2 separate regions of the Mus musculus genome follow, and region 1 is linked to region 2. Evidence: chromatin loops called from intact Hi-C (ENCODE). Cell type or tissue: heart. All regions are shown on one strand. Links, peaks and the distances in the headings refer to the core of each region. The heading gives the core; the rest is flanking DNA.

Evidence for each region. Hi-C counts contacts between places; a loop is a spot of excess contacts. Peaks named below come from ENCODE experiments on the same cell type or tissue, not always from the same donor. Only the 100,000 strongest peaks of a DNase experiment are listed, where the experiment ranks them.
Region 1: a loop joins it to region 2, with 3 times the contacts of the local background. A loop is called at or near these places in 1 of 42 quality-filtered maps.

What each region holds. Positions count from the first base shown.
Region 1 is chr17:24,410,924-24,418,454 of GRCm38, forward strand. It overlaps Rnps1 (RNA binding protein with serine rich domain 1), which reads left to right and starts at 3,752. Exons shown (of 9, transcript NM_009070.2): 1 at 3,752-3,811; 2 at 4,118-4,239; 3 at 7,115-7,295. The coding sequence starts at 7,225. D330041H03Rik (RIKEN cDNA D330041H03 gene) reads right to left here and starts at 3,590. Exons shown (of 6, transcript NR_033554.1): 1 at 3,389-3,590; 2 at 2,778-3,005; 3 at 1,544-1,651; 4 at 1,002-1,160. In heart, for the core only: CTCF peaks have their summits at 1,621 (motif pointing left) and 2,895; a DNase peak (open chromatin) is centred at 3,658; H3K4me3 peaks cover 3,162 bases; H3K27ac peaks cover 2,325 bases.
Region 2 is chr17:24,714,948-24,722,478 of GRCm38, forward strand. It overlaps Rnf151 (ring finger protein 151), which reads right to left and starts at 3,110. Exons shown (of 4, transcript NM_026205.3): 1 at 3,036-3,110; 2 at 2,516-2,661; 3 at 2,119-2,215; 4 at 892-1,762. The coding sequence starts at 3,038. The coding sequence ends at 1,289. Rps2 (ribosomal protein S2) reads left to right here and starts at 5,116. Exons shown (of 6, transcript NM_008503.5): 1 at 5,116-5,185; 2 at 5,326-5,505; 3 at 5,587-5,784; 4 at 6,022-6,355; 5 at 6,676-6,767; 6 at 6,856-6,980. The coding sequence starts at 5,329. The coding sequence ends at 6,936. Snhg9 (small nucleolar RNA host gene 9) reads right to left here and starts at 5,018. Exons shown (of 2, transcript NR_027900.2): 1 at 4,913-5,018; 2 at 4,584-4,660. It overlaps Snora78 (small nucleolar RNA, H/ACA box 7), which reads right to left and starts at 4,885; the gene lies at 4,729-4,885. It also overlaps Snora64 and Ndufb10. In heart, for the core only: a CTCF peak has its summit at 4,214 (motif pointing left); a DNase peak (open chromatin) is centred at 5,154; H3K4me3 peaks cover 3,039 bases; H3K27ac peaks cover 1,887 bases.

The DNA.
Region 1 (7,531 bases), core at 793-5,792, 300 kb before region 2:
AGGTGGATTTCTGAGTTCAAGGCCAGCCTGGTCTACAAAGTGAGTTCTAGGACAGCCAAGGCTATACAGAAAAACCCTGTCTCGAAAAACAAAACAAAACAAAACAAAACAAAACAAAAGACAAGTTGTTTTATTGTTTTAATTTTTTCAATATTTATTTCCATGTATGAGTTTTGCCCACCAGGATGAGCATGAATCTCATTATGTGCATAAGTGTTCTCAATCACTGAGCCATTGCCCCAGTTTCTCTAGTGTTTTGAGACAAGATCTTACGATGTAGCCCTGATTAGCCTGAAACTCTCTGGAGACTAGGCTACCTTCAAACTCAGAGATCTCCCTATTCCTGCCTCCCAAATACTGGAATTAAAAGCATGTGCTACCACACTAAGCAACGATGTTTTTAGCCAGTCTCTGAAACATTTATTTATAGAACTTCAAATTAGTTTCCATAGCACATATGCCTTTAAAAAGTCTTCAAAGCTGGATATGGAGGCAGAGCCTGGTGAGGCTCTATACAAGCTCCAGGACAGCCAGGGCTACCCAGAGAAACCCTGTCTCAAAACCAAATAAACAGATCCACCTGCTTCTGCTTCCCAAGGGCTGGGAGTGAGGTGTGAGCCACCCCACTCAGCCCTTGCTTGTCTTTTTCTATTTTTTGTTTTGTTTGAGACAGGGTCTCTCTATTATGCATTATGGCATTTAAAAAAAGATTTATTTAAGTATCTGAGTGTCCTATCTGTATGTACACCTGCATGCTAGGAGATGGCATCAGATCCCATTACAGATGGTTATAAGCCATCATGTGGTTGGTGGGAATTGATTTCAGGACCTCTGGAAGAGCAGTCAGTGCTCTTAACCCCTGAGCCATCTCTCCAGCCCCTGTTGTTTTGTTTTTTGAGACAGGGTTTCTACGTATAGCAGCCCTGGCTGTCTGAAACTCACTCTGGACCAGGCTGACTTTGAACCTTGAGAAAAGAAAGAAGGGAGCATAGAGTACTTACCAAGGCTCAAATGCCCTCAATTGCGGCCAGCAATTCATGTGTCTTCCAGCAAACTGGGGCTACAGATACCCTGGGTCCCCGGAAATCCTAGCTTGGTGGCCCTTAGCCATCTTGGCCTCCATAGGTTAGCAACATGCTGGGATAAGTAAGGCTCAGACTCTTGGAAGAAAAGAAAGAAGGGTCCAAAGATTCAGTTCTCACAATCTTTCTGCTAATTCTCAAAATAGTAAAAGCCAGGAAGCTCAGCTTTCAGAGCTCAGCAGCTTGATGGTACACTTGATTTATAAAGCCCAGGATATTTAGCAACAAATTTTTTTTTTTTTTTTTTTTGGTGTTTTTGAGACAGGGTTTCTCTGTGTAGTCCTGGCTGTCCTGGAACTCACTTTGTAGACCAGGCTGGCCTTGAACTCAGAAATCCAACTGCCTCTGCCTCCCGAGTGCTGGGATCAAAGGCGTGCGCCACCACACCCGGCTTAGCAACAAATTTTTATCAACACCTCTGAGTAAATCATGCTTTAGATTTAATTTATGTTAAAACTTACATACGTGGGCTGGAGAGATGGCTCAGTGGTTAAGAGCACCGACTGCTCTTCCAAAGACAATGAGATCTGATGCCCTCTTCTGGTGCATCTGAAGACAGCTACAGTGTACTTAGATATAATAATAAATAAATCTTAAAAAAAAAAACTTACACATGTGCCAAATTAAATTACATACTTACATACATGCCAAATTAAATTACTTTGAACATTAGGGGAAAAGCAGGGGAGAAGCTGTTAGCCCAGCTTCTTCGGTCCTCACCAGCCATCTGGGGTGACCCCAGATTTCTAGGGTTTCTAGGGTGTCCGTGCTGTTCTGGACCAAAAACTCTATTAGCCTCTCTAATCACAGACACCATTAATCTTCACAGAATGGTACATGCTCCCTGTGTGAGCATTACTACATCATCACAGGGCCCTTTCCCTACAAGAACCGGCTGAAGTCCCTGGACCACTGCTCTTCTGACCCACTGAGATGGTTAATCTTGGTTGTCAACTTGATTGGATTCAGAATTAACGCACCTCGGGGCACACCGGTGAGGGAGCTTTGTGATTAAGTGTGAAGGCCCAACCTGAACCTGACCAGCACTTCCCAGTGTCTTTGTAGGCAGTGCGAGATTTGCTTTTGTGGCTTTTCTCTCACTAGTCCGTCTACCTTTTTGCTGCCATCTTTCACTGACATCAGGGCCCAGCTTCTTCAGCCTTCCAACTAGTGCTGAAGACCAGGAACCCGCCATGATTTCAGCACCAGATTAAGACTACAAGGACATGTAGTTTCTTAGAAAGCTACTGGCTCTCAGCCTTTCTAGTGTGAATAACCCAGACTGGATGATGTAAGTGAGGGTCATCGTTTATTTGTTCCGTTCCACCAGAGAACAGCTAGCATCCACTTACCACTCATGTCTGACCACAGCAGACACAACAGCAATGCAAGAAAATCAGCTTATCCCTAATATCCTATACATTAAATAATCTTAAATCCAACAAGGGTACCAGACCAAACTGTCTAGATCTGCTAACCCCACCCCAAAAAATGAATACCTCAGGAAAGCAGACTTCAGAAGCAGGCTCCTCTTCCTGACTGTCCCACAGGACACACCCAGCTCCTTGGACCGAGATAATCTCTTCTCTCCATCTCTCCGGGATCACCAAAGTGCACATTGGCCACTTTCCTATCTTTCACAGCAATATGTAATCCAAATCTAAGTCACCTTTGTACCTTCCTCCTGAAGCTCACCTTAGCTCTGTTCCTCTTTCTTCGTTCCTGCCTCAAATCTACTTAGATAACCGCGGGGATTGTGTGCATATCCCTTTCTTCCGCAAATAACGGAGCAAGAATGTGCTAGGCAAACCGGGCGGTGGCGCTCGTCTTTAATCCCAGCAGTTGGGAGGCAGAGGCAGGCAGATTTCTGAGTTCTAGGCCAGCCTAGCCTGGTCTACAGAGTGAGTTCCAGGACAGCCAGGGCTACAAAACAAACAAACAAACAAACAAAAGAATGTGTTGGCAAAGTCGGGAGGCGGGGCACTACGGCGGGTGCTACTCTTTAGCCTCGTGCAGAGACCAGATCCTCTATGTCCTTGCTAAGAAGTTACTGACGTAACCCCGGTATAGACTAGCGTGCCTCTTCTTCTCCCAGCGATCCTGAACGCCTTTGCTGTTCCTTCTGCCCCACGCATTCTTGTCAGAAATGTCTCCTGGGAGAAACCTCCTTCAACATTTCCTCAAACTTTTTTCCTTTCTGGCCTCATCGGCCGCCCGCTACACCCAGTCAGCTGTATCCCACCAGCACAGAGACCATATCTATGCAATCACCACTAACTACCAGAGACTTGACCATAGGAACTCACCGTCCGTACCAGCCTGTCCCTTTACTACAATAACGCGGCCTCAGCAGGGTGCCTTAGATCCTAATGACAGCAGAGGCAACCCGAGTAGCTCCATCCACACAGATCCGGTAGGCGCCAAAGAGCACAAACCTCTGGTGCCGGTCAGCCAATCATCGCGCGCTTCAGAATGAGCAAAACAAGTCCAGGAAACTTTAGACCAGTCGGGGAGGGGGGGCGGGGGGGGGGACCGTAGGCGCTACGACGCTCCGCCCACACACAGTTGCTGTCCTTTAGTCCTCCACCGCTAACTTGCATTGGCTGAGTGTGCTTACGTCATCGTCGCGCGACGACGGCTGCGCCTTCCCGCTTCTCACCTCTGACGACAAAGTTGCGCCGGCGTCCTGGTCTGAGAAGAGCGGGAGGAGGTGGCGGCCTTGGGAAGATGTAAGTCGGGGTAGGAATCCGGCTGCATCCGACCTCCGGGGACCTTCTGCCAGGCTTGGCGGGGCGCATCGTGGAGCCGGTTGCGTTCCTCAGTGCGGCAGAGGCCCGCCGGCGAGGAACAGAGCCCGAGGAGAGAGTGTGGTTCAGGTCGGGCGGAGTGGGAGGTGTCGAGGCCGCGGCCCGGAAGTGGTCGAGGCGGTCACCGACGGAAGGGTGATCCCGCACGGTTCGCTCGGCGGCGACCCGCTTTAGCCTGCAGGACTCCAGCAGCTGCGAGCCCTGCCGCTTCTCTTGTTTTCTTGTCAGGCTGGAGACCTAGGCTCGCCACACCGGGCCCGACCTGAGTAGTGAGTGGAGAAAGAGGGTGGGAGGCGAGGTCGATGTCTGTGGCCGGAGCGGACGGTGCAGATTGCGAGCCGGCCTAAAAGGTTGGTTTCCTTTAAAGATCTCTTTCCACGAGTGTCTGTCGGAATCCAGTGTGCAGTTCTCAGTTCTGGGCATTGAGGATCCGTCCTAGGATGGACCGAGCACGGTTACGGAGCTCAGCGGGAGAGGATATGGGAAGGTTATGGTTGATGGTAGAGACGTGGTGGAGGCTTGCTTTCTCTACCTTGTGTTACTTCGTAGGCACTGTGTCTCCGATGTGCTTTTATATGTAGAGAGTGCTTTCAGATTGCCAAGACGCCCTCTGCTCGAGATTTAACCATTTGTTTTCTCCTCTCTCTGACTGTTGGACGCACACCTTTCCGGAGGATGGGAGAGGTGACCAAGGTCCTGAGCTGTTACCTGAGCTTGAGTGAACAGAGACCCTCACCTTTGCTTTCTAGCACTCGACCACACCCAGCAAAGAGTTCGCTTACGCCGCAGTTCATAATTTGTAGACTGCTTAACAATGGGTTCTGCCTGTTTCATAAAGTACATTCCAGCAGGTCGGGGTGCGGGTGCACAAGGGTGATCTCTACCCTTTGTCACTGGTATGAAGCACTTGAATAGTAACCCAAACCCCAAAAGTACATACCAGATTTAAATGACTTAGTATAGAAAACCCACAAGAAATTTAGTAATTTTATGTTGATTATATGTTACAAAGGTAATGTTCATTTTGTTAAAAACTAGTTTTGGGACCCACACACTGCCTTTAATCCCAGCACTCAGATGGCAAGTCAGAGTTTGAGGCTAGCTTGATCAACCTAGGCTAGCCAGGGCTGCCTAGTGAGACCATGTTTCAATAGGGGGGAAAAAGCCTTTAATTTTGGACTGTCAGTACTTGTGAATGGTAGAGGTCTTGTTGAGTATACTGGGCTCAGTGTTACTTCGTGTAGCCTTGCCTGTCCTGGAAGTAGACCAGGACAGACCTTTGAACTCGAGAGCCTCATTTCCCAGTTCTTGTTTCTAAAAAAAATAAGAAAGGTTTCACTAACTTTTGTGACTTGGCTGAAAGGAGATTAAAGGGTGTGCTCATGGTTCACACTCATGGACAGTGCTGCTTTTAGTGATCTCATCCAAAAGTCAGCTGAGCTGTAACACAGTTAACTAAGCAGCCAGAAATCAAACTTACCACTGAGCTTTTAGCTGGGTGCCTTGCCAGATTGATAGATTGATTTAGCCAAGCAAGGTTTAGGGAGCTAATTGTCAGGATTACTTAACTTGGTAGTATGCTTTTGCCTGTTGTGCACAAAGCCCTGGTTTCAGTCTCCAGCTCCATATCGAAAGCCTATAATCCCAGGCGGAGGCAGGAGATTCAAGTCATCCTACATAGAACATTTGAAGCCAGCCTGGGCTAGAGACCTTGTCTTTAATAGAATAAGCCTTTGGTTCCTGTACTCAGGAGACAGGAAGGATGAGTCCCAGCAAGGTGTCATGGTACACAGCTTTAATCCCAGCACTTGGGAAACAAAAGTGGGGGAATCTCTGTGACAGCCAGAGCTACAGGATAGCAAAAAAAAAAAAAAAAATTAAGAATGAGTGCCACAGCTGGACAGTGGTGGCACAGGCCTTTAATCCCAGCACTTGAGAGGCAGAGGCAGGTGGATTTCTTGAAGCCAGCCTGGTCTACAGAGTGGGTTCCAGGACAGCCAGGACTGCCCAGAGAAACCCTGTCTCGAGAAAAAAAAAAAAAAAGACTTGAAGCCTGAAACACAGGCTTGCTTGCTTGCTTACTCCAGACCATGGAAGATAGCTGAAAAGATATAGTCCTGGAAAGAAGCTAGATAGGTAATCATTTGCCATTTCTATTTGTCAAAGTAGTGGAAGGGAACTGTTCTCATGAGCTAGACTTATTCAGCAGCATTTAGAAGGGCCCTGTTTCTGAAAAGATGTATTCTCGCCTTACACTTGAGGAAGGTGAGGAAGAAGAGTTAGGATGTATCCTGAGGCCTTTTTTTGTATTTTGCTCCAAGAGAAGTCCCAGGGAGAATTAGCTGTCTTTAGTTGAGTACTTACTGTTACGTGGCATTATTGCTAAACCCTTAACACTGCCTATAAGATCTCAACCCATTCAGAGGTTTCAACAGTTGTGCCTACCTGACTGCTGACTAGATCTACCAAGTCACATTTTCCCCTTATTTGTTTATGGTTTACCTACCTGACAGTCTTACTTTTTTTCTTGCCTTTTTCTTTTTTTTCTTTTTTTTTCCTCCCAGGCAGGGTTTCTTTATGTCGCTTTGGCTGTCCTGGAATAGCTCTGAATCAGCCTGCCTCTGCCTCCCCTGTGCTGTGGTTGAAGGCTTGCACCGCCGCTCCAGCTTTCGGTTCTGTCTTAGTGCTCTCCTGTGAGGTTTTGCACGTTGTGTTGTGTTGAGTAATGTTTTGATGCTTGTCACTCAAAGTGCCAGCTACTCGTTACTCATTGTATCCTTAAAGAAAACAATGCCAATAAGACAAATCTGGGTTTTTCTCCTCTGAGGCCATTGTGGTGTCTAATATTTTGAAAGCCATCTACAGGTGGCTGGTTCATCATCAAACTTGGTGAACTCTAGTGTGGGACAGGCCCTAAAAAACCAAATGTAGCTACAATTACCTCTCCCACTTCATTAAGGAAAACAAAGAAGAATCTTAATATGCCTGTACCTTAGACATGTAATACATTTTGCCTTTCTTTCTCAAATAAAAAACCTAAGGTGGCCTCTAAGAGTAGGAAAGGCCTCCATGGCGCGCTAATGAGGGCCCTGGGTGTCAAGGCTGTGTGGACACTTGCTGTTTGCTGTGCTTCTGTCCTGTGTGCTCAACGGTCTTTGATGCAAAATAGAGTTGATGCTTTGTCAATTGGTTTGCTCTATTTCAATCCTTTTATCTTGTTACTAGGCTGCTCTTTGGCGTAAATTGCAATCGATTAGGGATCGTTTCTCAGACTCAAGTTAGAAGTGAGAGTTCAGATAAGTGAGGCCGACATTGCTGCCTTGAAGAAGGGGAGAATGGATTTATCAGGAGTGAAAAAGAAGAGCTTGCTAGGAGTCAAAGAGAATAATAAAAAGTCCAGCACTAGGTAATCCTCTGTAAGATTTTTTTCTAGTGCTATTTTGGGGGTGCTTGCTGTTTAAGGACCCTAGGAAAGGGGAGATTTTTGTTGTTGTTGTTCTACAGTGCGTGCCCTAATTCACAGATGATTTTGCTCTGTGATCACCTGGGATGTTAGTAATCCTTTTGGACCGCACTACTGGGTTGTGCTATCTCAGGGTTTGGTCAGAAGGGCTTGCAACCTCACATTCTATCTTATCATGC
Region 2 (7,531 bases), core at 1,449-6,448:
AGATGGCTCAGCGTTAAAAGCACTGACTGCTCTTCTAGAGGTCCTGAGTTCAATTCCCAGCAACCACATGGTGGCTCACAATCATCTGTAATGGGATCTGATGCCCTCTTCTGGTGTGTCTGAAAACAGCTACAGTGTACTCATATAAATATAATAAATAAATCTTAAAAAAAAAACAAAAACAAAAAGACTGCCTGTTGAATACACACCTCTGTGTATGAGACATTGCTTTGGACACTTGGGACGACACCAGGGAAGAAAACAGACATCTTTTATTGTTTTGTATGAATGTATGGGTACCATGTGTGTGCCTCCTAGCCCCAGAAACCATAAGAGAGGATCAGAGCCCATGGAACTGGAGTAACAGATGGTTGTTAGCCACCATGTACATGGTGCAATCAAGAAAACTGAATCCTGTTTTAGAGCACTGAATCCAGTGATCTTAACCTTTGAGACATCTGACCTTTTGTTTTATTGAGACAGAGTCTATGTAGCCCCAGCTATCCTGGAATTTGGTATGTAGACCGGGTAGGCCTTGAACTCACAGAGAGCCATCTGCCTCTGCCAGAGTTCTAAAGGTGTGCAGCATTATTCGTGGCTTAAAACTCTCGCTCTTACATAGCTCACATTTTCAATGGACCAAGTAGGGTATCCAGGGAGGAGAGAAAATTCACAGTACTTAACGCAGATTAAGTGTCAATGCAGATTTAGCAAGGGAGGGCAGAGGGCAGGAGGGAGCATTGTACGTTAGGTAGTAAAGCTGCGTCAACATCTGAGCTATTGAAGTTGTAAAGCTGTGGCCTGTGGTCTTCTGGGCATGGTGCTTTGGGCTCAGAGCCGGTTGGCTGGCTTTGAGGAATGCAGAGGAGACTAAGTACAAGAGAACACAGATTTCTTTAACTTCTATTCTTCATTAGGATTTTGAGTCATTTGTAGTACCAGCTAGGAAGCTATTAAGTCTGGTAGGAAAGTGCAGGAGACCCATGGAGAGACAAGGTGGGTTAACGAAGAAGGGAAGAGCTTTGCAGGATGGGGACTATTCAGTGATAGATCTAACCGGAGAAAGAAGTGTCTGGGAGGTGGTGGGGTGGTGGTGACACAGCCAGAGCTACCGAGAAATCCTGTCTCAGTGGGGGAAAAAAAAGTCTGGGAGAACAGTCCAGGGAAGAAAGGGCAGTGTCTAATATGGAAGATTTGCAGGGATGACAAGGACAACGGAACAGAGAAGGCAAGGAGGACTTGAGGTGTGAGGTGGGCCAGGCCTGGGTTCAGTGTTTATTTAACTCCTCTATAAGACACTTTGGCCCTGCGTACCCCTCATCTCAGCCTCCGGGGTAACCTCAGTCTCTTGCACCTGGGCATTCAGGAGCAGGTTATCATCATCCTCCAGGAAGTTGCTCAGCTGTGCCAGCTGCTGGTGGATGATGCTGGTGGTGAGGTGCACCCGGCGTACACGCCCCAGCAGGCCCAGCAGCAGGGTCCGGTTGCGCTCATGGCGTTGGACCCAAGCATCACGTAGCTCGCGGTAGCAGTTGTGGTGCTCACCTTCCAAGGCAGCCAGGGTGGACCCACAGCCTAAGGGGCAGCGCTGCTGTCCATTCTGCTGGCAATGCTGGCGGTGTTCATCCAGGACCCCTCGCAGCACCTGCACAGTGCAACCCTCATTGGGGCAGGCCATCAGCTCAAAGGGGCATGAGTCCTGATGCTCCTTGCGATGAGCCAGAGGGTGTGTGTCCAAGCAGCCGGCTGCAGCGTTCTTGCACTAGGGAGTATGAGAAAGCTCAGTATGGATTAAACTAGGTTAGTCACTGCTAGCTGGGGCTCCCAGGTGATCCTTAATCTATGGTAATCCACAGACTATGAAACAAGCTCTAGAGCTTCCTGAACTTTTGTGATTCCAAGCTTTTTCATTTTATAAAGTTAGAGGGCTGAAGAGTAATGGCAGATTCATAATTCCTACCTGAAGTTCTAAGGGACAGGCACAGCAAGTGGTAGACTCATACTCTTCTGTCATCTCAATGACCTTTGGCCTACTCTTGGTTCTTTCCACCTCTTCTGTTCCTACCACCCCCAGCCCCCCACTGCCACAGGAGGATGGGAGTGGATGCTCAGAGCTACCTTGACTTGTAGGCGGCCAATGGTTTTTCGGAGTTTATTCACTTCGACCATCTTTCTCCTTGTCACCTCTTTTCTACAGCATGGACAGGTGTTTTGTCTAGAAGGAGACATGAGTATGATGGTGGAGGTCATATGCGTGCCAGAGCAAGTCTTCATGGGGAAACCCAGCTAGCCCCTCCTTTCTGTCTGGAGGCATAAAGTGGGCATTACAGTGAGCTTTTTGCTCCAAGCTGAAGCTAGGGACTTCAGACACATGGAGCCAGGGCACACACATGCTTAGTGTCCTAGACTTTGTAATTGAGTCTTATAGCCATTGGAACCCAGCTTTTGGTAGACTTTCCCATTCTTGGCCACAGGAATGAGCCCCCAGCCTCACCTACCTGCATTCCCGACATACCTGGCTAGCCACCTGAAGATGCACTTTTTACAGAAGATGTGACTGCACGGCAACCTCGTTGGCCTCTTGAGAACCCCATGGCAGACAGAACACAGGAACTTGCAGTCAGGAGGGCTGGCAAAGAGGTTGAGATCGTACCCACCACTCTGCAAAGACCAGGTCAGCGTTAGGGCCAAGCCTCCAAGCCCCTGCCACAAGTACTAATACCAGCCAGATAACCCTGCAATATTTTGATAGGGAGGACGGCTATCCAAAGAAATTTAAGGACAGAGCTTAGAGGGGTCTGCACCCACTTCAAGGGTGGATCTGTGGGGGCTGACTCCCAAGACTGCCAACTCTTGCCTGAAGAAGCTGGAATGTTTCTAGTACATACCAGCTAAGAGCCTTCTGAAAATTTTTTTGTCCCAGAAAAGGACTGTCATCCATTCTCAAGAGGGAGATAGAATCTATTTCTAGATAGTTGGGCATCTGCCTGGAATTGAGTACAATCTCAGAGCTGGTGAAGAGACGGGGGGCTCACCATGATCTGTATCTGGACAGCAGCTCCACTGAGACCAAGAGTTCAGGAGCCTCCATTTGACAGCACGTGTGGACTGACATCACAGTGGCATTGTCCAGCGTGGGCCAATCACAGCTCTGCTCCAGAGCCCACTGGAACCTACTTCATGACCACCTACCCTTAGCTTCCCTCCAAAGGTGGGTGGCCTCAATTCAGTAGTCTATGGATTCATTGTGTTGCCTTGGTTGTGGCTGACAGCTAGAGAACCAAGCTTGTAGAGGCTGGTTCCCTGAAGCCAGCAAGATCCCAGCGGCTCCTCCACTGACTGGGTACTCAGTTTAGGTGTTGAAGTTCTCCACTAACATCCCTTCATCAAGAACCAAGTTCTAGCTGGGCGGTGGTGGCGCACGCCTTTAATCCCCCCACTTGGGGGACAGAGGCAGGCAGATTTCTGAGTTTGAGGACAGCCAGGGCTACACAGAGAAACCCTGTCATGGGGGGAAAAAACAAAAAGAAGTTCCATGGCAGGAGATTCATCTGTGGAAAAGCCCAGAGGTTTTTCAACTGTAAATTGAAAGCCTTTGGGTAGACAATGGAGTTGTGAATATAGTGAAGTGTTGTCTTTTCCCCTTGGGTGTAACAAGGTCTCCATATTGGTACAGAGGTCACACTGGCCACATAATCATAGTAAGGACATGAGGTAGGTCTAAGACAACAGTAGTGGAGCTGCTAACATTCCATCAAAGTCTTCCTTTTAGCCAGGCCGTGGTGGTGGTACATTCCTTTAATCTCAACAGAGGAGGCAGAGGCATCTCTTTGAATTTGAGGCCAGTCTGATCTAAAGTGAGTTCCAGGACAGCCAGAGCTACACAACGAAATACTGTTTCATACCCTTTCAGTGAAGGCCATCTTGGGAGCTACAACAGTATACATAAAGGCCACTCCAGGTCATGATCTGACCTGGACTGTTGTGGGGCCACACGCTCAGTAAACTGAGATTTTTATTGGTTTACTAAGGTGAACTTTAGTGGTCACCACTGGTACCCTACTTGAAAAAAAAATGCAAACACATTCCTGTAAATTTATTTTAGCGTAGGTGGTCATCTTTTAAAAAACGTCGGGCTGTGGCTCAGTGGGTAAGAGCACCGACTACCCTTCCAAAGGTACTGAGTTCAAATTCCAGTAACCACATGGTGGCTCACAACCACCCTTGAGATCTGATGCCCTCTTCTGGTGTGTTTGAAGACAGCTACAGTGAACTTAAAATAATAAATAAATCTTTGGGCCAGAGCAAGCAGAGGTCCTAAATTCAATTCCCAACAACCACATGAAGGCTCACAACCATCTGTACAACTACAGTGTGTACTCACATACATAAATCTTTTAAAAAAATGTCTCGTCGGGCGTGGTGGCGGACGCCTTTAATCCCAGCACTTGGGAGGCAGCGGCAGGCGGATTTTTGAGTTCGAGGCCAGCCTGGTCTACAGAGTGAGTTCCAGGACAGCCAGGGCTATACAGAGAAACCCTATCTCGAAAAACCAAAACCAAAAAACACCAACATACGATAAGTTAGGTTAAATCACTTTATTTGAGAAAAGAGGACAATTCTTGCGGGAGGCGGCGGCAACGTCCATATCCAGGGGAACCTGCGAAATAAATGAGGCGGTTAAGACTGTGGCCACAGGGCGGACCGCGGGGCAGCAGAGTCGCTCTGGAATGTAGGGGCCTGGGTTTCACCCTCCCACACCGGGGCAGCGGGCGGTGAGCTGAGGCCTCTGTGGCTCTGGGCGCCGAATCTCACCCCCGGCTACAAGCCAAAGCCGAGGGTGATTTTCAACGAACGCCCATTTACTGGATCAACTGCGTAAGCCTGGAGAAGCCCGTGAGGAGCGACTTACCCGAACACGCCAACGTCGCCACGGGTTCCTGGACACAAGCGGGACGGCCCAGCGCGGGCGCGAGTATTTATACGTCCTTCCGGCTGGTGTAGGGCGCGGCTTCGGCGAGGGAAAGTCCGCAGGCGCAGACAGATCACGGCGGGGGCGGGACAAGACGCAGCCAACCACAGCCTGCGGGTGCTGTGCGTAGGCAGTCGAGATCTCGCGCTTCTTGGAGCACTATAAATTGTCCCTTCCGCGGCGCCTCCCTCTTCTTCTTCTTCGGGAGAACACGTGAGTCTATGTTGCTGGGACCTGGCTTTGCGGCCTGGGCCGTGGGAATCCGTGGACATCCGGACAGACACAGTTTTGGCAGGACCGCACAGCCTAGCGTTCTGCTGATTTCCTTTTTTTCCTCTTCTTTTTGTCACTAGCAAATGGCGGATGACGCCGGTGCAGCGGGAGGGCCCGGAGGACCCGGGGGCCCAGGATTAGGTGGCCGCGGCGGCTTCCGCGGAGGATTCGGCAGCGGTCTTAGGGGCCGTGGTCGTGGCCGAGGCCGTGGCCGTGGTCGAGGCCGCGGGGCTCGTGGAGGTAAAGCTGAAGACAAGGAGGTAGGTCTGGGCCGCTGGCGGGGCGGGCTGCTCGCCCCTGCACCGAGAGGCAGCCCTTTGACTGGTGTCTTCTTCCTTCAGTGGATCCCCGTCACCAAGCTGGGCCGTCTGGTTAAGGACATGAAGATCAAGTCCTTGGAGGAGATCTACCTGTTCTCCCTGCCCATTAAGGAGTCTGAGATCATTGATTTCTTCCTGGGTGCGTCCCTAAAGGATGAGGTTCTGAAAATCATGCCAGTGCAGAAGCAGACTCGGGCTGGCCAGCGGACCAGGTTCAAGGTTGGTTAAGATTGCTTTTTTGGCCGTGAGGTTGAGCAAAACTCTCTCACTCTGCATGGTTACACAAGGTTTTACCCGTGTGACTTTCGTACGGAGAGAGAGAGAAAACGAGTTCCTTCAGGACTTTGGATTGGCCTCACAGTGGCCTCTCTTGCCTAGAGGAGCACCACAGGTCCTCTTTGGGATGTGCTGGTGCCATGACCTGTCTCCAGCCATTTCACCTAAGTCTTCTCATAGGCTTTCGTCGCTATTGGGGACTACAATGGTCACGTTGGTCTTGGTGTTAAGTGCTCCAAGGAGGTTGCCACTGCCATCCGAGGGGCCATCATCTTGGCCAAGCTTTCCATCGTCCCTGTGCGGAGAGGCTACTGGGGGAACAAGATTGGCAAGCCCCACACTGTTCCATGCAAGGTGACAGGCCGCTGTGGCTCTGTGCTGGTGCGTCTCATCCCTGCCCCCAGAGGCACTGGCATTGTCTCTGCTCCTGTGCCCAAGAAGCTCCTGATGATGGCCGGTATAGATGACTGCTACACTTCAGCCAGAGGCTGCACTGCCACCCTGGGCAACTTTGGTAGGTATCTCACAATTAACTGTGGCCTCTCTTAGCTCTGCTGGATCACACAGGTCCAGTGTGTGGTTGGTGTCTTTTTGTTTGTTTGAGACAGGGTTTCTCTGTATAGTCCTGGCTGACCTGGAACTCACTCTGTAGACCAGAGACTGGCCTCAAACCGAAATCTGCCTGCCTCTGTCTCCCAAGTGTGTGCGCCACTATGCCCGGCTTAGGTTGCATGGCAGACCTGCCCCAAGGTGGCTTCTCTGTTCCTAGGATTGCAACAGCACCTTGGTGGGCAGGACTCTAATGAAGCCACCAACCCTCTTACTATTTTACAGCTAAGGCCACCTTTGATGCCATCTCCAAGACTTACAGCTACCTGACTCCCGACCTCTGGAAAGAGACTGTCTTCACCAAGTCTCCTTATCAGGTATTCGGATTCGGTTGGTGTGTTTGCCTTTATCTTATCTGAGTTTGGGGCATGCTGCTGTATACTAAAGTCTTGCTTCTTTTTTTAGGAATTCACGGATCATCTTGTGAAAACCCACACCAGAGTCTCTGTTCAGAGGACCCAGGCTCCAGCTGTGGCTACCACATAAGGGTTTTTATATGAGAAAAATAAAAGAATTAAGTCTGCTGATTATTATGTTTTTTTTTGTCTGTCTCCCCCATACATGATACTATGTAGCTCTGGCTAGCCCAGAGGTTTCAGTAGACTTGTCTAATACAACCTGAGAGGATATGGCTGTGTGCAATTTAGTCACCAGAAACACAGTTTATGTCCAAAACTCTTGACTTTATTTTTAGCAGTGGAATGAAGAGTTCTGGTCACCTAGGCAGCAGCCTCCTGCCTCGCAGCCTTCCTTTCTTCCAGCATCCTCTGCTTCTGCTTTGCCAGACACTTTCTGGCAGAATAGTAGGCTCCCAGGTCCAAGTCTGGAAAAGAGATTAGGGAGGGGGGCATGGGGAGCTGTTAAATGAGCTTGGTAAGGTCTTAGAGGCTGAGAAAACTCAAAACTGATCCCCAGCTGCCTAACAGTTAAATAGGTGGGGAAAGCTGGAGAGGAAAGGGTTGGCACAAAGCTGGGGGGCTCACAGCGGTCCTGGTAGGCTTTAGTCACTTTGGTGAACTGCTCCAGTTCCTTGGCACAGTTCTGCTGGTAGTTCTCTCCCTCCCTCTGCTGACAAGCCTTC